Linked DNA regions of Homo sapiens: region 2 is linked to region 1. Evidence: chromatin loops called from intact Hi-C (ENCODE). Cell type or tissue: Calu3. All regions are shown on one strand.

Region 1 (8,000 bases):
GGAAATGTTGAGCTAAGTGTAGAATTTGTGGGATCAGTTAGCTTATAAATAATGATCCTTTATGCTGGCATTGGGAAATCCCTGTTCCCACAGCTAGTTCAATAAAGCAATTAATATCAATAAATGCTGAAGAAAGCAAATCTCTATTCACTTTTGTCTGGATTAGTTAACATGAGAAAAATCCTATCCCTCTCCTGAAGTATTTAACCTTCTCATAGGAAGACATTCTAATGGAAGGTAAATAAAGCATGTTTTGATGTATGTTTCTCTTGTCATACACTGTCTCATTCTTATAAAATGATTCACCTTTCTACTACCCCCAGAAATTTTCAGTGTGGTTTTCTATTTAGACTAGGATCTTGTGGAAACTTGTGTTGTCAATATACTTTATCATTTTTCCAATAAATTAACTCTAAATTTAGCTTCTGTTTAGATGGCTTTCTTCAAAGGCAACATAACTTGCAAAATTCAGATATAATGTTTCTTTTCTACTGCATAATGATTACACATTCCATGCCGAATAGTTCACATGTACTCAGAATTTACAGAGGATATTTGAGAAAAAGCAATTTTTGTGCGACATCACATACTTTAGTGAATCTTTTAGCACAATCTACACAATGAAGAAAGGTTTCATCAAGGCAATGGGTGAGGTTTAATCGATCTCATTGATAGATAAGGATTTAGGCATTCAAACTTTCACAGATCAGCATTCAGTAAACCAATGTCAAGAAACAGCCCTGAACTTTTGCTGCATTTGGCAACATTATTTGAGATTTCACACGCAAGCAATAAAAAGCTTAAAAGATATTATCCTGTAGAGTCCAAAAAATGTGGTAATAAGGTAAGAGTTGAAATGCATTGTTGACATAAGAAACCCCTGGCTCATGCTTGATTTATAACACAGCCAGTTTCATCAGAATTGGCATAAATGAGCTCTTCTGACAGTACGGTGATAACATACTGCAAGAATTGAAGCTGCCAATTCTTACACCTTCATTCTACTAGCAAAGAATTTTAAAACAAAATTTCAATATTGCTACAACAACACTCTTTTGCTGGTTCTCAAAAACTGAAAGACCCATTCTGCCTCCTGCTTATAAATTTGAGAATGGAGAGAAAGCTAACTTTTAATGTACCTAACTAAATGTGTGTGTGTGTGCATGTGTGTGTGTGTATCTGTTAAATTTATATATACCAAAGTTATAAAATTTATGGTGAGTTGCCTAATTACCAAGCTATAATCAAATGATATTTTAATGTTGAAATAAAGTATAAATTTCAAACCAATACCTTAAAATTAAATATAAATTTCAAACCAGTACCTTAAAACATAATTAGAGGCTATTATTATTACTCTCATTACAATAGGTTCTTCTTATTATTTGCCATCTTGTCCGTGGGGCTTGAATAAGAAAGAAGACAACATTTCTTACAGAAATTACATTTAAAAGTTACATTACAGTAAAGCAAGTAACAGCTTTTTCAGAGAAGTAAGTTTATTTTCGTAATGTTAAAAAAGGAACACGTATTGTGGAAGAAGGGGTATCAGGAGAAAATCATTGAATATGGAAAAACGAAAGGACCATAAGCATTTGTTGTTTTTCGACTTCCTCATTAGTGAATTCTTTTAAAGCCTTTGTGTTTAATTCAGTGAAAAATTATACCTTAAAATATTTTATGTATAAATTGAACTATGTTCAAAAGCGGCTAATATTATTAACGGTGTTTATATCAAGGGATAAATAATACATTAAAGTACATTGTGTATTACTTAAGTAAGCTTTTTATATTGAGATAATTGTAGATTTGCATGCAGTTGTGAGAAATAAAAATTCCAGAGTACCATTTACCCAGTTTTCCCTAGTAGTAATAGCTTGCATAACCATAATACAAAATCACCAAGCAGGATGTTTACACTGATACAATGCACTGATCATACTCAATTTTTCCCAGTTTCACTTGTACTCATGTGTGTGTCTGTGTATATGTGTGTGTGTTTAGTTTCATAAAATTTGGTTATATACGTAAGCTTATATACCCACTACCATGGGAAGGATACTGAACAGTTCCCTCACTTCTCTTATCTCTCATGTGGCTCTTTTATAGTAACACCCACCTCCTCTTCCACTCTCCCCCCATCCACACCCTGATAGTCACTAACCTGTCCCCACTTTCTACAATTTTGTCATTTCAAAAATGTTATATTAATGGAATCATACAGTATATAAACTTGATATTGGCTTCTTTTCACTCGACAGAATTCACTGGAGATTTGTCTCTACTTGTGTGATATCCATAGTTTATTTCTTTTTATTGCAAAGTATATTCCATGGTATCAATGTATCACCATTTGTTTAATCATTCATCTACTGAAGGACATCGGGGTTTTGTTTTGTTTCTAGTTTTTGGATATTATGCCAAGTATCTAAAGATGTTCCTGTTGTCTCTGTATCTTTGATTTCTTGTTTGAATCCATTATGTTCAGAGAGCATACTCTGTATGAGTTAATTCTTTTAAATGTGTTAAGGCTTGCTTTATGGCCCAGGACAGGGGTGCTTAAAAAAAGAAAGTATATTCTACTGCTATGGGTTGGCTTATTGTATATATGCCAATGAGATCCTGTTGGCTAATTGCATTGTTTAGATCTATATCCTTGCTGATTTTCTGTGTAGTCATTCTTTCATTTGCTGGGGGGGTGGGGGGAGTTTTAAATTGTTAATTATAATTGATGGTTTCTTTATTTCTCCTTTAAGTTTTATCAGATTTTGTTTCATCTATATCCAGAGTATCTTCTTTGGTGCATATACATTTCAAATCATTATTATGTTTTCCTGGCAGATTGATCTTTTATTATTTCATAATTCCCCTTTTTATCTCTAGTAATTGTCTTTGCTCTGAGGTCTGCTTTATCTGATAATAATACAACCACTCCTGCTTTTTGTTTTGGTAGCATTTACACAGGTATGTCTTTCTCGATCCTTTTATTTTTAACCTACGTATATTGTTAAATTTGAAATACTTTTCTTTTAAATGCCATATAATTGGGTCATATTTTCTTATCAACTATATTGATCTCTACCTTTTAATTGGTGTGTTTAGATTATTTACATTTGTTGTACTTATTGATACATTAGACCTTAAATCTGCCTTTTTATTATCCATTTTCTGTTTGTTGTCTCTATTTCTTGGGTCTCTGTTTTGTTGTTCTTGACTTCCTATAGATTACTTGGATTTTTTATTTTTTAGGTTTACATCTTGATTTATTTTGAGCATATCTCTTTGTTTAGTTTTCACAGTGGTTGCTCTAGTTATTATAATATACATATGTGGCTTATCACAGTCTAATGATATCAACATTTTACCACTTTCAGTGAATTGCAGAAACCTTAACTTCATTTATGTCCTTTTTCCTTTCCTACTTTTAAATATCGTCTTGCATATCAGATAGTGTTATATTTTAATCAATCTTAAAATACGGCTTATAAAACTAATGAGAAGGACAGCCTATTGTATGTACCCATATATGTTTCTGAGTGGAGAAGGGAAATCTCAGGCCTAGTAGGAGAAGGAAAAGGGAACACTCTTGCTGTCAGCCTGGTTCCTGAGTAATTGGCCTTGCTGTGCTGACCTACTTTCCTGAGGTTGTTGAGGTCAGTCCAGAGAAGGAATGCACCCACCTAGGCCACCTTCTGTGGTTAGGTTGATAGTCAGGAAATGCAGGACTGAGTCATCGTCTTCTGTTGGGTGTAGGTCACAAGACACCCTGTCCCTTTTTTTTTTCCTGCAATCCCAGAGTCTCTAACCAGTTTTCCTTCTTTCCACCTTTCACCATTCCCCATTTGATCTCCTACTGCATTATTTCCAGTTTGTCATTGTACTTAGTGGAGAGGAGGAGGGTGATGTAAGTCTACATCATTTTATCCAGATGAGATGTACCACAAAATGTATTTTAGCATATAAAAGACTATTTTTTTTCAGAAGTTGATAAAAACCATATTATAACAGTTTGCTGTGGGAATGGTAGAAATAAAAGAATATGGGGAATAAGAGGTTGGTGAGATAAGAATAGATCTGATGCTGCTGAGTATGCAAAACTTTAATTGAAAACAGTATTTCAGTCACAAGCAGTTTTATACCATAAATAGGAAACAGCCCATACATTATTTACATAAAGGAAAAAGAGGAATCAGAAACTGGATATTTTGACAAGTGTCAAGATAGCAGTAACGTTCTGTTTGTGTTAGTTTCGGTAATTTCCTTAAATCTTTCAAAACATGGTCAGAATAAGCTAATGTGAATTAGCTGCCAATACAATAAAAGCAATTGTTGTCCTCTAATTGTTACTTTTTGTCACAATTTCAAAAGTTTTATTTCTGAACTGATTCATCTGTTCAATAGATGAAGAATAGCATAGACAACTATGAGGAAATGAATAAAATTGGAGAATGTATATTAAGTATACATGAAGACTTAATAAATCTAGAGAAACTGAAACGAATAGGTTAGAAAATTAACAAAACAAAAGAGAAGTCACAAATATACAGTCAGCTATTATATGATAAAGGTGGTACTGCAATTTAATGAAAAAGAATCTTAAATAATGTTGAATCAATTTTATATTCAAATATAAAGAAAAGGAACTTTGACCAGTACTTCACAGCATAGTCAAAGACCAATTCTAGATGACTCATAATCTAAATTTGAAAGTTAATACACCACAGATAACAGTAAAAGGTTTTCATGAACTTGAGACAGGTAAAAATTTCTCAAGCAGAACAAAAAAAGTATTAAGACAAAGATTTGTAATTTCTACTAAATTAAAATTTAAAACTTCTGTTCATCATAAGACAATATTAAGAGTGAAAAGGCAATCCACAGAGTGGGAGAAGAAATTTGCAATGCATATATTTAACAATGGACTCTTATCTAGAATGTATAAAGGACTCTTACAAATTGAGATTAAAAAGACAGACGACCCAATTGAAAAATTGTCAAAAGACTTGAACAACACTTTACAAAAGAGATTGTCAGAATGGTCAATAAGCATATGAAAAGTTCCCCAACTTCATTATTCATCAAGGAAATTAAAATTAAAATCAAAATGAGATTACTACACACCCACCAGAATGACCAAAATGAAAAAAAAAGAAAAGTTGGAAATATCAAATGATGGCAGAAGTGTGTTGCAACTGGAATTTTTATATACTATACCTGGTAGTATAAGTTAGTTCAGTCATTTTGTAAAAATATTTGGTACTACCTGTTAAAAGTGACCATGCACACAATTCTGTAAACCCAGCAATTCCATGCCAGTTAACATATGCACATACATGCACCGAAATACATGCAGCAGAATTCATAGCAGTTTTGTTCATCTCAGACAAAAACAGGAAACAACCAAAATGCCCATCAACAGAAACATAAGCAAACAACCTGTAGTATATTTACATACAGAAATACCATAGAGCTATTTTTTTCAAAAATAATTACTGTCGCATACAACATGTTAGACAAAATGTTGAGCAAAAGAAGTCAGACCATAAAAAGTAAAGTTCGTATAATTCCATTTGTTTGAAAAAAGCAAAATATACAACAGTTTCTATAACAAAATTCAGAATATTAGTTTAAGTTTGGGTATTTAGTTTCTGAGAATGAACATGATGGAGGCTTCTGAGTACTTCACTGTGTAAGATTTATTAAGCTAGACATTTAAGATTTATGTATTTTAGTGGTATTTATACAATGGCCAATTAAAATATTGGTAGTCAAAATGGACCTACTTTTACTCAAAACCTATATCACAACTACTTGCTAATGACAAGAAAATGTGTAGAGAAAAGAGCCAGTAATATTTTTGAAGTATTATGTTATCCATACCCTTTATCAAAAATACACAACTGAGAAAAATACAGGTGATTAGAAATCAGGCAATTAGAAATGTCTCAAGAATCTTCTGTATACTGACTATAAAATGTAGTGCATCACTTAACAATTTGGCATCAATTTTCTCATCTGTAAAATGTAAATTAAAATACCAGCTTCAATAGAAATCATATCAGTGGTAGTATTTGAAGTTGACATGGAAAGTGTTACAACATTTAAAACAAATACAATTTAAGGTAGTTAATTAATGTTATTGAAACAATATCATGATGTGCTTGGGCATAAATAAAATAGTAAGAAGAATTTCAGTTTTGTTGAAGAAGATACTTAGAAAGCAAAATGGAGAAGGTAAAATTGACCAGTCTTTTGAGAGATTTCAATTCAGTTTATACAATTGAGTATAGGGCATTTCCACTTAAAGGCTGACTCCATAGTCCTGCTAAACCCATTTTATCTAAAACTGATCTCTTTGTACACAATTTGGGCTGCCTGCTTCTGGTTCCTCTTATACGTATTCCAGTGAATGTCTGTATCCCCAGACGTTCTATCTTCTAACCTCTGTATCATTCTTATCTCTTCCCTCATCCTTTACCACCGCAGCCCTACAGGTTCTTCTCACTTGCTGCTCAGAAAAGTCAATACATTGAGAACAGCAGGAGGTGAACCAGAAAAAAAAGAGTTTAATGGTCATAGGGCCAGCCAAGCAAGGAGACAGGAGATATTTCTCTAATCTGCCTCTCTGAGAATTCAGAGGCTAGGGTTTTAAAGTGTACTTTGGTGGGGAGGGGGCTGGGGAACTGAAACAATGGGTTGGCTGGGAATGAAATCACAAGGATGACAAAGCTGCTGGTGAGTCCGTACCCAGCTGAGGGTGCAGGACCAGTTGAGTCAGTCCTTAGTATGGAACACAGGTTCAAGTGGCATCTCTCAGTCTATCAAAATGCTACATCTGAAAAATATCTCAAAGATTAATCCTTTAGGTCTCATAATAGTGATGTTATCTATAGGAGCAGTTGGGGGAGTTATACATCTTGTAACCTCAGTTACATGACTCTGGGACACTAAACAAGCTAAGCAGGCAATGGATGGCTATCATTTAACCATACCTATTCCTTAGCAAAGTTCAGGCCCCTACCATGATTCTAAACTTGTGGCCTTTTACTACTTTTTACAAATATAGTTTTTATCTTTCAACAAGGAGGAAATCAGCTCAAGAAAAGGACTATGATGGCCTCCACACAATAATGAGCAAAAGCAATTTAGCCTGGTAGGTGCAAGATGGAGTCAGTTATGTCAAATTTCTTTTACTACTATAATTTTTGAAAGGCAGTTTCATTATCTCTCTTCAAACCACCACAAATCATTTTCATCTTACCTCCTAATCTGTTACATCATCTACTTTTTTTCTCTATCCTGTCATTACCTAATTAAGACCACTCTCATGTCTCATCAAAATTGATATAATAAAATCAAAAACAAGTTAGTTACTTCCTAAATACAATGCAGGTACAGACATTGCGTAAATACACTCATTCAAAAAGGAAGAAATTGGCCAAAACAAAGGAGCTACAGTCTCCATGCAAGTCAAAAATCCGGTGGGGCAGTCAAATCTTAAACTTCCAAAATGATCTCCTTTGACTCCATATCTCACTTCCAGGTGGCACTGATGCAAGAGGTGGGTTTCCATGGTCTTGGGCAGCTCCACCCCTGTGGCTTTGCAGGGTACAGCCCTTCTCCTAGCTGCTTTCATGGGCTGGCATTGAGTGTCTGTGGCTTTTCTAGGTGCACAGTGCAAGCTGTCATTGGATCTACCATTTTGGGGTCTGGAGGACAGTGGCCTTCTTCTCTCAGTTCCACTAGGTAGTGCCCCAGGGGGACTTGGTGTGGGGGTTTCAACCCCACATTTCCCTTCTGCACTGCCCTAACAGAGGTTCTCCATGAGGGCCCTGCCCCTGCAGCAAACTTCTGCCTGGACATCCAGACATTTCCATACATCCTCTGAAATCTAGGTGGAGGTTTCCCAACCTTGATTATTGACTTCTGTGCACCCACAAGCCCAACACCACATGGAAGCTGCCAAGATTTGGGGCTTGCACCCTCTGAAACCACAGCTG
Region 2 (8,000 bases), 140 kb after region 1:
GAGATTTTCAGCATTTTAGGATTTAGACAGAGATCCAGAGCTTATGTTTTGGAGCATGGCATTCATATTAAAATTTACAGAAGAAGTGTAGTGTCCAATATTTCTCTACATATTACTTGTTTGTTTTTTTGTCTCATGTAATGTTTATGTGAAGAGAGGTTTTTAATCATTTTAGAAAAAATGGATACTATAGAAATATATCAAATATGTCATGTGAAATATAGAAATATATCATGTGACAGATCAAAGAAAACCTGTCAAAGCCCCAAACACCAAAACGTATGGGGCCAAATATTTTATGCTATATATTGAGATTTCTCACAGTGAGAAATCTATTAGACTATTATTTTTAGCAATAAAATTAGGAGTTAACATATATTGGACATTATTGTTTGTGCCACACACTGCCAAGAGCTTTGAATCTCATTGAGTCTTCACAGCATCCCTGTCAGGAAAGCATTTTTATTTTTCCCATTATAAAGATAAGTCAACTGAGATTTAGGGAGATTAATTATCAAAGATCAAATAGCAAACAACAGAACAAGGCAGGGATGTTTCAGAATGACTATGTATGAATTCTTCAAAGTAACAATTTGGTTGGAAATTGCATTGAAAGTAGTATTTTCAGAGAAGCACAAAAAATGAGAATGTATTAATTGTCCAGGTCATAAGTGGGGAGAAGAGGTGCAGTGTTCCCTCTTAATGTTGTTTTGCAGCTGGGATTATTATATTAAGAATAAAATGTTCTAGTAACCCATAGATTGACATTCCCATTCAAAAGAGTGAAAAAAAAGACTGCCATATCCAAATCTTCCCCCAAAACACACGCAATCCATATGGGGCTTGGGCGATCCAGAGCCGAGGTTCAGCACTTTTTCTCTAAGATTGGATTTCATTCTGCTAACAGCGTGTTGGCTGAGTGCCCACTAGCAAGCAATTAAGACTTTGTGCTTTCCTGCATTTTAGTAGCTCTCCTTATGAAACATGCAGCCACATGGGAATAGAAGCTTTGCCAGCACGGGTCACGGTCTGGGAGCAACATCAGGAGAGTTTCTATGCTCTCAGGACTCACAGTCTTCTGGAAGGTTGAGGAGAGGATGGATGGTTGATTGGCTGTGCCTGTAAGAGAAGATGAAGGAGGGAATCTGAGAAATGGAAACTATAGGAAGATATCAAATTAAAGTTAGGAGAAGAAAGTCAAATGCTATTGTGGAACCTAAAAAAAAGAGAGAGATAAAACAATTTCTGAAAATTAAGAAGCAATTGGGTTAAATTAAAAGGGGACAAAAACTGAAGTCTTGATGAGAGTTTCTTACCACTGAACTTGAATGATGTCCTCATTAATTATTTCTTATAACCAACACACATGTGTTGAGTATCTAAAATGTGCCAGATACTGTGCTAAGGACTGGGGATGTAAAGATGAATGAGACATCTTCATGTGAGGGTGGGTAAGAGGAGCAGCAGAGCCCCCAGGCATGTCAGACTCACTGGGTGCTGTGCCATTCTTATGGGCTCTGTGTAAATGGAGGCCTGCCACGGATACTGCTTCTGTCTCCCAGCTGCACTTCACTTTATGTCTGGAAAACATGACTGAGCTGGACCTAAGGTATGGTATCTTAAAAAATTAGGTAGCTTTATATAAAAATAAAATAATCTCCTTGCAAAGAAGCCTTTCACATCTGAAAATCAAATAGGGCACATCAGTGGTTTCCAATCTGATTGATTATTCAAGACCTCCTAGGCATGATTTTACAGTACAGTTTTCTGCTTCCTACTCCTGGAAATTCTAGTTCAATGGATCTAACCAGATATATTCTCATAATATAAGCATTGTCCTGAACAATTCTGAAAAGAACTAAAATCTCAAAAACAGTGTTTTCCGCTTCACAATAGACTTTGTTAGGTTAAAATTAAATAAAGAACTACTGTCTTATCAGATATAACTTGCATATAATGTAGAAAAATTCAAATCAATAAAAAACTGCCCTTTGAATCATTAATACAGTCCCTTGAATAAGCAATCTCAATGGTGTATATGAAAGCAAACTTATACACATTATCTTTTATTACATTAACTGGAGCATAAAGGTATATAATTAGTAATTCATACTTTCTTACTGTTTGAAAAATTGAGCATAAATCAGGTTTATATTGAGTCCTAGTCTCATCAGTGACTTGATGTCTTGACTTTAAGGGCCTTTGGATGTCATGCAAAAATTGCAACTTTATGTAAATTATGGTCTGGATCAAACTATTTCTCAAGTATCTTTAATATGCTCAAAGATCTGAGTCATAAAAATTCTTGGGTTTAAAACATTATTTTTTAATTATATAAATAAAGTCTTATGCAGATTCCTAATGTATCAAAAAAGATAAGAGTGGACCTTTAGACAATAGCAGGGGTGGGGTCCCAGTGCTACCTCTTTGGCCACCATGTTAGCCTCAGTAGGAGCTCCTAACCTCCCTCTGCAGAACTCCGGAGTTCCACAGGGTACAGAGGGAAAACAAAGAGTATCCCATTTTTAACTTTATTTCCAAGAAAATCCCCACAATTTGAATATTATAATGATTCCCTATAGATATGTGAGGTTAGTCCCTAACTGGCTATCCATTTGTTAAATCCCCCAGTGCCTTAGGCCAGTTAAGTGCACACTTGGCCAAATCTGGCCCTCTGGGTCACTCCACTGGGACACTCCAAGTGAGGTAAAAAACACAAGCCTATTTGTCAAACCTAACTAGGTTCAAACCTCTAATCTCCATTCACCAGTTAAATTACCAGGAGCAAGGTAGTGAAATTTCCAGGGTCTTCTTCCCATGGCCTGTAAAGTAGGGATAATAAATTCTACCATTCACTCTGGTTTCCACCTGGTCTTTAGCATAAAGACTAGTGCTTGGTATTTCTCTTCTTGCTTTCTTGGGAATTGATCAGGTTAGGAATTGGCGAAGTTGCTCTAACTCCTTCAGGCCTATTCAGAGCTTATTTCTTTCATGTCTCTACACTACATTTACTTCTTATGATACAAAAGAATAATGAGATTCCATTAACAAAAAATCGCTACAACTTCTTCCATGGAACTGAAGAGAATATCTTATTAAATTCCTGTTTTCTCAAATATGTTGGCCACACCTTAGATTATAATAATTATTTACTATGGTCTTCAGATATGTTTATGTATTAATAATCACAGAAGGTAAGTTTTGTTACACATCACTGCATTTCAATATGCTCTGGAAAGTACACACCTCAACATAGAAATGGTATTGCATATTTAAACATTATTAAATAATGAACACTTATTGTCATGTATAAGCTGCAAGATGGAGGGAGGAGTAAAAAAAGAGTAAGGTGACTTAACACTGTCGTACCTTCAATGGCACTAATGATGTCATGGGAGAAAAAGAGAAAAACTTAAGAAACAGCATAGAGGTCCTTTTGAAAAACCTAAGAATTTTTAAAAATTCTTTGGGTTAAGTAATGAAAGGCAAGGGCAACTAGCTTGTGAACAATCTCCTGAGCAATGTTGTTCTGTGTGTTTACTGGGCTCCCAAGCCTGAAATTATCTTCCCTCTATACCACCTAAATGTGTTCACTTATCCTCAAGCCATCTGAAATCACATTAATTAAACAAATTGTGTTAAATAAAAATGGTTCTTAAAAAAAAAAAAAAAAAACATAGATGAAGCTGTATGTTGGCAAAGAGAAAGAATAAGACCCTCTAAGCAAAGTATATTGTGTGTATAAGGAACGTGTGTGTGTGTGCATGTGTGTGTGTGTGTGTGTGTGTGTGTGCATGCTCACATGCATTCCCTGAGGACTACAAGAGAAACAACAACAATAACAACAAGAATGATGAATGTGTCAGAGGTGGGGGTTCCATCTCATTTTTGAGATTAATTTTTAAGCCAGTATAGGCAAAATAAAGAGTTGTTTAACTCTCACAGCTTACTACATGTTATTTTCAAATGAGTTAGTAGAGTGGCACATGGTCCATATATAGCTTTTGTATAATGACCAGATTTTTCTAAACCATAAATGCAATATAAGTATAAACTAGTGTAACTGAGATATTTATTTATATTTCTATCGGGTAGGACACCTGTTTATACAATTATTTCAATATTGAGAGAAAAATTTCCCCAAATTCTGCATTATCAATGCACTTCACAATGATTTTGCAAGCACCTAGGGCAGAGAACCCAATGTTTTATTTTGGCAAGGGAAGCTCTGTAGAAATATTTGCAATATTTTGTGCTAATCCCTCCACTAGTCACTTTAGTGTGGCAAATATTTGTTCTAGTGGACTTTACTACAGTAACAGAGTACATCAATCTGTTGTTTTAACCTTTTGAAAATAACCTTTGTGTCTTCTTGAAGGAAATAAAGAGTCATTGATGAAACCTTTGAAATTTTCAACTTCTTTGCAATAAGGTACCTGGAAGAGAAATTGGTGCGTTATCTCAAGGGAATAGATTATAGGGAATTGAGTGCATCTCTGCTTACTTTCTTGGCTCATAGCTTTATGGATATCAGGGACCTAAAAAGTAAATGGTGGTCAAAAAGAACAAACATTTATTAGAGCAGTTAGAGAGGACTGGTTTGATATTTGCCAAGTTTCTTCTCAATAACATGTTTGGCAGCTACCAAATGACATGGCCTGCCCAGAGTTGATTTTGACGAAGCCTCTGGGATGTGTTAAAAAGTAAACCAGAGCAAATCACATACTGGAAAGCATAACTCAATCAAGGAAAAATGTATGATTAAGGGTGACATGGGCAAGGAAAGCCTTGCCAGAGCTCAGGGTAAATATTTGTATCAGTGTGAAGAGAAAGCTTCGTGACGCTGATGTCAACCAGCTGGAATTTTCATTGTTTATAAACTTTTGTTGTTAGAGTTGAATTCTGGCAGAAAAGGTACCAAAGAAAGAGCAATTTCCCAGCATGAGAGTTTGAATTGTGATAAGGCAGCTTGACCAGAAACAAATGCAACCATGCAAAGTTTCAGCCACTTTTCCCTTCCAGAATTCTCCTGCCAAGAAGCAACCTTCTTGCCTTAAATCTTACTTTGACAAACTTCATCAGGATTAGTTAAAAGAAAAGTTTTTGGCTTGTTCTGTTTCATAAGAACTTATGGCATCATTTTCCTCAGATAAACATAAAATGGAGAAGAATGTAAATGAATTTCTGTTAAATTTTTGTACAAAAGAATATTGCCATCTGAAGTAGATTTTTAATGATCGAAAATAAACGCCTTGGTATTAAACCCAACTTTGTGAATAGTGTCTATTAACTTTATGACACCAAGCTATTTATTTTTTACCTCAGGGTAGACTATTGTATATTTTTAAATAAAAAAGTACAGCAATTAAAAATATTTGGGCCCTTGATTTAACTCACCAACTATTTCTGTTAAAAAGAAATCTGTATTTTCTCCCTAAGCTGTGTTTTGTTGTACTTTTCAGAACTTTGAAGGTAGCCAAAAGTTATAAATCAAACAATATCACAAGGACATAGGTTTGTATAAAAATTTACAGTAATTCAGAACACATAACTCAACTTTCAGGCAGAAAAAGAGAGATTGTTGGAAACTGATTCCTGACACTTACTCTTCCTCTCAGAAACAGAAGCACATAGATGGTGCTCTATTGGCAAAGAAAGACACCCTGAGTTTCCCATTTCATAGATGGCCTACTAGCAGAAAACTGCAGCATAGATACTCTCTGAATAGTAACCCTTACTTCTCCCTCAAGGTAGCCTGGAAGTTTCAATCCGATCTACTTTCAGTGAGGGCTGAGTAGTGACATTCACTGAACAGGATATGCAAATAACTCAAAATTCCTATCAAATTATCCTTTGTTTTAATAATTTTGTGTTTTACATAAACTTCAATCTGATTGGCCTAAGACATAGCACAATAAAAATTACATTGATATGTTGCTTTTGAGAATCCTGAATTACCTCTATCCAGGAAAAAGAGCAAACTCAGAGACCCTCCATTTGTACACCCTAACATAGAATGAACCGAAGGCTATCCCTGGCAGTGCAGAAACTAGACGCATCATGAACATAACCACATTACCCAGATGCACTAAGAATAGAAACCAAGCCCCTGCTGGTGTAATTAAGAAATCTTTTCTTCCAGTCCTGGGCTTTAGAGACCTGGATCACTAACTAATTCCAATTTAGAATGCTCTTTTGATAAGGGTTTTTGTAAACTAAGAAGTGAGCTGAACATGAAAACTTTACATTATAAGTTTCTGAGCTAGCATGTCCCACTTATGCAGTAGAGTCTCTGGCTTACACTGGCTAAAGAAACAACCTTCAGAGTGTGGCTATTTCTGGGACATCACAATGATGGTGTATTTTCAGGAGCCAAAGAAGTGCCAGTGACTTCCACTGGAATTTGCACATTTCTGTTGCATTGTGGTGCACTCACAGCCTTGGAGCTCAAAGGAATGCACAAAATCCAAACACCATACACAGAGCTAGAAAGCCTGCTAGGTGGGAGTTCTGGGCTCAGACATAGTTAGGCTTTAGTTATAGTAAGTCATGCAAAGATACAAAGGTGACCAGTCTGTCGCTGAGTTACTTCTTCTTATCCCTCTCCTACCTCTCAATGACAGGACATTCACTAGGTCATTCTGTGTTGCGGATTGGGACCCTCGGGCATTATATTTTAATTAAATGGTCAGGTTATTAATGCGTGGAAATCAGTCACTGCAAGTGTTCAGCTACCCATTTTTCATACATAATGCGTCCATATCAACATTATAACAGCCATCTACTAAAGATTTACATGGTCACTTTAAAAGAAGAAGCCTTGATAAATACTTGAATTAAAGATTCTTGGGATCATATTAAGGGACTAAGAGGTCAAGTCTCATTGCTGATTTATTTCCCCTGCTGTGTGGTGATTAAGAAACCACTCAGCCCCTCTGTTTGTAGGTTCAGTTTTGAGTTTCAAAACACAAAATATTTAGTCATGTGTTTATGGTACACTAACATGTACTTAGTATTTTGTTAGAAAGGTAGGAAATTCAGAATATTTTCTTAAAAACTATTGCTATAGTCTAATATCACATGTTTTTCTAGCCTAATCTCCCTTTTTTGTGGCACCAGTGCTGTTATCTTTTGGGAATTCTCCTCCCCTCACTTCAACCTTATGTTACTGCAGAAGGTTAATACAATTTTTAACCTCTTGCCTAGCCACATTTGATTGGTCCAAATTAAAGAAATCAGAGTACTTCCTAAAAATTTGACATAAGAATAAAACTTTCTAGCTCAGTTTAGATGCACTCTTGAATGAAGCAGATGCAAACAAACCTAGGGTCTGTTGGAAGCCTTATACCTCACTGTACACTGAGAATGAGACAAAGCCAGATAGCACCAAAAGGAAAGAATGGAATAGGTAAGGAGAGCTGAAAAAAAATAGTTTGGTTTTTGTGTCCCTGCTACCAGCTAACCCTTGCCTATCTACGTCTTTCTCCATGAGATATTACATTAATGATTTTTTAAAAGACGCTTCTTTTATCATATTCTATACACCTTACTATGTACCCACAAAAATGTTTAAAAAAATATATATTTAAATTAAAAAGACACTTTACTTAAATCAGTTAATTTGGTTTTCTTACCTTCTACAGCCAAGGCCCTCAAGGAAATGATCAAGGTATTTGTTGAATGACTATTGTGTACAAGGCTGATTACATTCAATCTCTTAAGCAATCCTAGAACTTTGAGTAGGCTTATTTCCATTTTAACGATGAAGAAACTAAGTATCAAGGAAGTTAACTAACTTATTCAAGGTCATACATTTAGTCACATCAGAGTGAGTCCAAACTCCATCCTCTTGCACAGCTTGCAAACATCCTTTGGAAATCTTGAGAAAGAAAAATTCTCCTGCATTAAATAATTAGAGAATATGATAAAGTTCTGAATATTATAAGTGGTGTTATGATTACAGATAAAGGAATGTCAATTCAGGATGGAGTACAAAGGAA

Evidence for each region. Hi-C counts contacts between places; a loop is a spot of excess contacts. Peaks named below come from ENCODE experiments on the same cell type or tissue, not always from the same donor. Only the 100,000 strongest peaks of a DNase experiment are listed, where the experiment ranks them.
Region 2: it touches region 1 in a loop (3-fold over the local background); 8 of 110 quality-filtered maps call a loop at or near these places.

Annotation. Positions count from the first base shown.
Region 1 is chr2:145,902,252-145,910,251 of GRCh38, reverse strand. No RefSeq gene overlaps it. Among named protein-coding and RNA genes, the nearest start is that of LINC01911, 930 kb to the left of the region's middle. In Calu3, no CTCF peak of the experiment used is centred here; a DNase peak (open chromatin) is centred at 3,691.
Region 2 is chr2:145,757,822-145,765,821 of GRCh38, reverse strand. It overlaps LOC124908059 (a long non-coding RNA gene), which reads right to left. Exons shown (of 2, transcript XR_007088682.1): 2 at 1-1,119. Among named protein-coding and RNA genes, the nearest start is that of LINC01966, 880 kb to the right of the region's middle. In Calu3, no CTCF peak of the experiment used is centred here; a DNase peak (open chromatin) is centred at 4,781.